Linked DNA regions of Homo sapiens: region 1 is linked to region 2. A link is an interaction called in ENCODE POLR2A ChIA-PET data of the cell type or tissue named here. Cell type or tissue: A673. All regions are shown on one strand. Links, peaks and the distances in the headings refer to the core of each region. The heading gives the core; the rest is flanking DNA.

Evidence for each region. ChIA-PET counts read pairs that join two places held together with the same protein. Peaks named below come from ENCODE experiments on the same cell type or tissue, not always from the same donor. Only the 100,000 strongest peaks of a DNase experiment are listed, where the experiment ranks them.
Region 1: POLR2A ChIA-PET joins it to region 2 with 5 read pairs; 4 of 35 experiments call an interaction of 5 or more read pairs at or near these places.

The regions. Positions count from the first base shown.
Region 1 is chr19:48,867,138-48,870,038 of GRCh38, reverse strand. It overlaps PLEKHA4 (pleckstrin homology domain containing A4), which reads left to right and starts at 1,422. Exons shown (of 20, transcript NM_020904.3): 1 at 1,422-1,956; 2 at 2,413-2,502. The coding sequence starts at 2,419. In A673, for the core only: no CTCF peak of the experiment used is centred there; a DNase peak (open chromatin) is centred at 1,398; H3K4me3 peaks cover 1,131 bases; H3K27ac peaks cover 1,996 bases.
Region 2 is chr19:49,210,938-49,213,838 of GRCh38, reverse strand. TRPM4 (transient receptor potential cation channel subfamily M member 4) reads right to left here. Exons shown (of 25, transcript NM_017636.4): 23 at 2,752-2,824; 24 at 2,570-2,675; 25 at 2,003-2,345. The coding sequence ends at 2,341. Among named protein-coding and RNA genes, the nearest start is that of TRPM4, 55 kb to the right of the region's middle. RefSeq lists an enhancer at 2,570-2,901. In A673, for the core only: no CTCF peak of the experiment used is centred there; a DNase peak (open chromatin) is centred at 1,368; H3K4me3 peaks cover 1,304 bases; H3K27ac peaks cover 2,500 bases.

The DNA of each region.
Region 1 (2,901 bases), core at 209-2,708, 340 kb after region 2:
CCCCGCCTCCACTAAAAATACAAAATAAATTAGCCGGGCGTGGTGGTGGGCACCTGTAGTCCCAGCTACTCGGGAGGCTGAGGCAGGAGAATGGCGTGAACCTGGGAGGCAGAGCTTGCAGTGAGCTGAGATCGTGCCACTGTACTCCAGCCTGGGCGACAGAGCGAGACTCCGTCTCAAAAAAATAATAATAATAATTAATTTAGGCCGGGTGCAGTGGCATGTGCCTGTAGTTCCAGCTACTCAGGAGGCTGAGTCAGGAGAATCGCTTGAACCCGGGAGGCGGAGGTTGCAGTGAGCCGAGATCACGCCACTGCACTCCAGCCTGGCGACAGAGCAAAACACCGCCTCAAAAAAAAAAAAAAAAGAAATTCATTTTCTAAATAGAGACAAGGTCTCGCTATGATGCCCAGGCTGGTGTTGAACTCCTGGTCTCAAGCGATCCTCCTGCCTTGGCCTCCCAAAGTGCTGGGATTACAGGCGTGAGCCATTGCACCCAGCCAGGGCTCACTGCTTTCTTCTCAGTGGCTGCAACAGACAGTGCCTGCACACAGTAGGTGCTCAACAGGTGCATGGTGAATGGCAGTTAAACCGAAAGCTCAGATTCCTTCCCGGTCACAGGCACAAGGCTCCACTCCTGGGTGTCATCTGCTTCAGACTTAGGCAGTAGCTCTGCCCCCACAAGCCGCGATTCTGCCTGGGTGGCACTCTTTGTGCGGGTGGGGGCGCTTCTGCTACAAGTTCCAGGCCCTGGGTGACAGTTCCAGCCCCCCGCTCTCCTCCCCTGCCTACGGATGCATAATCTTGTTCCTCAAAATATACCAAGGAATCATGTCTCTCTCCTGAGGGAGTTGTCCTCAGTCTAGAAGAGAATTCTCACCTGGATCTGAGGTGGAGGTTTGGAACTCTCCATTTCACCCTGCCCTACTGGGACCATCCCCTTTTCTCCCTAGGGGACCTGGACAAACCGTCCCTGGCCCCTTCCAAGCACAGCCATGTTTCCAGACCCCCAGCTCTTTCACGACTCAGGAGTCCTGATCCTAGCTCAGACCTTCTCGGGCACCCAGGAGTCTGGATCCCTAACCCATTCCCTCCAGGGCTTTGGAAATTTGAGTCCCCACCCCTTGCAGGACACAAGCCTCCTCCGTTTAGGACACCAGTGGCTCAGGCCCCCAACCACAGCAGCAAACCCACGGGGGCCCTGGAGTGCAGGCCTCAAGTCCAACTCTCCAAACACTGAGAAGTCCCAACCTTGGTCCTTAGGGGACCTGGGAATTGGGGGGCCCAAGCCCCTCCCTTCAGCTATGGGGGCAGCTGAGCCAGAGGTCAGGCTGTAGTGGGGAGGCCAGAAGGGGCGGGGACAGCCGGGATTGGGAGGGGAGAACAGCAGCGTGGGCGGCTGGCAGAGGCAGGGAAAGACCAGCAGAGAGGAAAGAGAAACTGGGAGAGGGAGGAAGGGAGAAAGTGAGAAGGGAAATCGGAAAGAGAAAAGGGAGGAAACGGCAGAGCCAGAGAGAAAGAGGAAGAGACTGAGTGTGAAGGAGAGAGGACACAGGGGATGACTGAGAGACAGAGAGAGAGAGAGAGAGAGAATGAGACAGAGACTTAAGGAAGAGACCCTGTGAGTCTGACAATAAAAGATTTGGACAGAAACAGAAAGATTGGAGAGAGAGAGAGAGGGAGAGAATGAGTGAGAGAGAGACTGGAAGAGACAGAGATCAGAGGGAGACACAGAAAGTGAGAGTGGGGAGAGAGGTAGTGTAAAAGGAAGAGAGAGAGAGAGAGACCGTAAGAGACAGGAGACAAAGAGACAAAAAGTGTGAGTGAGCAGGTGAGGAGAGAGATTGAGAACTATGAGAGACAGCAGCTAAGAGACAAAGGAGGCGGGAGACTGCCTAGGTGCCGCAGCACCCACACCGTCCTCTTGCCCCCCCGTCACTGGGACCCCAGAGCTGGGTAAGTTCCCTGGCTGGGCTGGGAGGGGCTCTCTGGGTTCACATTCCTGGTGCCGCAGGGCTTGGCTTGGGGAGTTGGCAGGGGTGGTTTGGGGGTGCATGTGGGAGGGCGGGAGACAGGTAGCCTGGGGCAGCCGGAAGGAGGCAGGGAATGGGGAGTCCCTAAGCACAGAGAGGGTCAAATTCCTGGCCTGAGTGCAGTGGGCAGGAATAAAGAAGCCCCTATTCTCTGGCCTGGGCTGCAGACAGCTGCCCCCTCCCGCAGCTGCCAGGGCCGCCTACCTCTCTTGGCACCACTCTTGGTATGTGGTCACGGGCCATGGCCTCCCCCAGCCCCCCAAGTCCCGAAACAACAGGCTCTTTCTCTGCAGCCTCCTCCGACCTCCAAGCCCCTGACCCCATCTCTGTCTCACACCCGTCACTGCAGAGACACAGCCCCTTTCTTTCTCTCCCCCAGCCCTTGATGGAGGGGAGCCGACCTCGCAGCAGCCTGAGCCTGGCCAGCAGCGCCTCCACCATCTCCTCGCTCAGCAGCCTGAGCCCCAAGGTTTGAGCTTCCTGGCGGGGATGGGGAGGAAGGTGGGGCTCTGGGCCGCCCATCCTTCTGTTTCCCCAAGGACTCTGGTTGTTAAGGACAAAGATCCTTAGCAACGGGGTCTGCCAGACATAGTAAGGTCCCAAATTGCCTACACACCGCAGCTAGGAATTCAGAGGCACTCCCAGCTCTGTCCCCACCCTTTGTATTTTCCTAATTCTAAACCAGAGTAACAACCTCCCTTGACCCTGGTTGCTAAGATAAAGCCGCTCCCCAGCCATGAGGCCCCTCGAGTTCTGAGAAGTAGTGGCTGCTCTTGATTAGTGCCAGAACTTGCTGTCCTATCTCTCGCCATCCAATCTACCCACTAATGAAATCCTATAAGGAGAGACCCTTCTCTGACAATAAGAC
Region 2 (2,901 bases), core at 200-2,699:
ATCGTGCATTACAGATGCTCTCTGGATTGCCCAGATTTCTGTTCCAACGCAGCCACTTTCCATTTTTATTTTTTATTATTCTTTTGAAACAGAGTCTTGCTCTGTCACCCAGGCTGGAGTGCAGTGGCACAATTTCGGTTCACTGCAATCTCCGCCTCCTGGGTTCAAGTGATTCTCCTGCCTCAGCCTCCCGAGTAGCTGGGACTACAGGTGTCCGCTACCACACCCGGCTAATTTTTGTATTTTTAGTAGTGATGGGGTTTTGCTATATTGGCCAGGCTGGTCTCGAACTCCTGGCCTCAAGTGATCCACTTGCTTGGCTTCCCAAAGTGCTGTTTTACAGGCATGAGCCACCACGCCCAACCCCCAACTCAGCTACTTTCTATGTGTGACTTTATTTGAGCTACTTTTCTGTGTCTCACTTTTCTCATCTGCAAAATGGAGACAATAATAGAACCTACCTTGTATGGTTATCATAGGGTTCACTGATGTAGCGCACGTGAAGCACTTAAAACAATGCTGGACACACATATATAGAAAGTACTGGAGGCCGGGTACGGTGGCTCACGCCTGTAATCCCAGCACTCTGAGAGGCCGAGGTGAGTGGATCACTTGACCCCAGGAGTTTGAGACCAGCCAGGGCAATATGGTGAGACCCCATCTCTACCAAAAATCCAAAAAATTAGCCGGGCATGGTGGTGTGAGCCTGTAGAACCAGCTACTCAGGAGGCTGAGTGGGAGAATTGCTTGAGCCCAGGAGGTGGAGGTTGCAGTGAGCTGTGATTGAGTCACTGCATTTCTGCCTGGGTGACAGAGTGAGACCTTATTGAAAGAAAAGAAGAAAAAGTGGCCGGGTGTGGTGGCTCACACCTGTAATTCCAGCACTTTGGAAGGCCGAGGCAGGCAGATCACCTGAGATGAGGAGTTTGGGACCAGCCTGGCCAACATGGTGAAACCCCGTCTCTACCAAAAATACAAAAATTAGCCGGGCATGGTGGCGGGCACCTGTAATCCTAGCTACTCCAGAGGCTGAGGTAGGAGAACTGCTTGAACCCAGGAAGCGGAGGTTGCAGTGACCTGAGATCGTGCCACTGCACTCCAGCCTGGGTGACAGAGAGAGACTCTGTCTCAAAAAAAAAAAAAAAAAAAAAGAAGAAAAGAAAGGAAGGAAGAAGGAGGGAGGGAAGGAGGGAGGAAGGGAGGAAAGGAGGGAGGGAGGAAGGAAGGAAGGAAGGAAGGAAGGAAGGAAGGAAGGAAGTAGGTTACATTACAGTGATTATTACTACTTGGGTTGGTGAGAACTAACTCAGCATCTTCCAGAGAAGTTGCAGTTGCCACACAACACTTGGCAATGTTTCAACGCTACTCTGCACCCACGGTGACAGATACTTGGATCTCCTCCAATTTGGAGGAAGGATGTTTGGTTTTGATTTTTGGATGTGTTGGTTGTTGGTGGCTTTCTTGCTATTTAACTAATGATTGCTGTCAGTTCAACCTTGTCATTACCAGTTTAGCTTGTTATGGGTTATTTAGTTAAGCTGCATGTATAATCACACATATTTGCCTCAACCCTGTGTGCGCCTGGCCTGCAATTTCCCACTAATTAGACTTTTTAAAGACACGTATGCATTTATCTACTCAAATTTGCATCATCCGTTTCCCTATTGCCAAAGCAGATGTACACAACACCCACCCACCTCCATTCCAGGAAATAATTTGCTTATTATCACTGAGTTATTTTTCCACTGGAAAGTTGAAACTGGGTGGGAGGGGGTACAGATGGGGTCTTGTCCTACTGAAGCGAGAGCCGTCAGAACAGTGCAGACAGAAGTGCTGGGTCTCCGGCAAGAACAATGGGGCTCAAGGGAGGAAACGGACTCCAAAATATCTGAATTACAGCAGCAAATCCACCAAGAACCCCAAACCCAACACCCCAGCTCCAGCTCCCATCCTGGATCTAGACACCCACCAGCTCCCCCAGGAATCAAGCCTCCGGACACGATTCCTCTGAAATGGCTTTATTTCCCCAGTGTGAGGAATCTGTGAGTGGTGAGGGGTCTGTGGTCCCTGTTACCCCAAGGACCCTGCAGCCTCCAGATGGATAACGGCCCGGGATCCAGGCCTTGATCCTCCCAGGCTGGGACTGGTTCTGGGAGGAGCCGGGCATGCTGTGGTTTGTAAGGATGACACTCCCAAAGGTGGTCCTGACAGTGGCCCAGATGGACATGGGGCTCACCTCAAGGACAAGGCCACCAGGTGCGGGGGCCGAGGCCCAGATGAGCCTTACTCTAGGAGCAAAATCCCCTGTGGGGGCTTCTCCTTGAAGTCCGCCAGCAGGGCTCAGTCTGGGGGAAGAGAGAAAAGAGAGAGCAGGTGATTGGCAGGGAAGGGGAGAGACAGAAAAACTGGGAGACTGGCAAAAAAGAAGAAAGACGAAGGCGAGAGTACAAAAGGCTCAAAGGAGACCAAGAGAGTGACCCAGGGACACTGGAAAGGTGCCGAGAGAGAAAAACACGCAAAAATACAGGAACAGAGGCTGGAGATGCACAGGCTGATGCTACACACTGACCTTTGGACCCAGGCAGGTCAGGGGGTGGCGGCCCACCTGGGGGCAGCAAGGCAGAGCGGCTCAGGGCCTCGGCCACCCACCCCAGGACGCGGCTACACTGCTGGACCTGCGGAATGGGAGGAATGTCAGAGCGGGAGATGGGACCCCTGCCACAGTCCCCCAGCCAGGCCCCAAGGCCTCACCTCCCGCTCCAGCACTTTCAGGCGCTGTTCGTACTCGCGGATGTGTCCCAGCTGTTTCAGTGCCAAGTCCACCCTGAGAAGGGAGGGCCTCTTACCGGGGGCACCCGCAGCCCACCCACCCCCAGGGCTCTGCCTGCTTCCCGGGCCTCC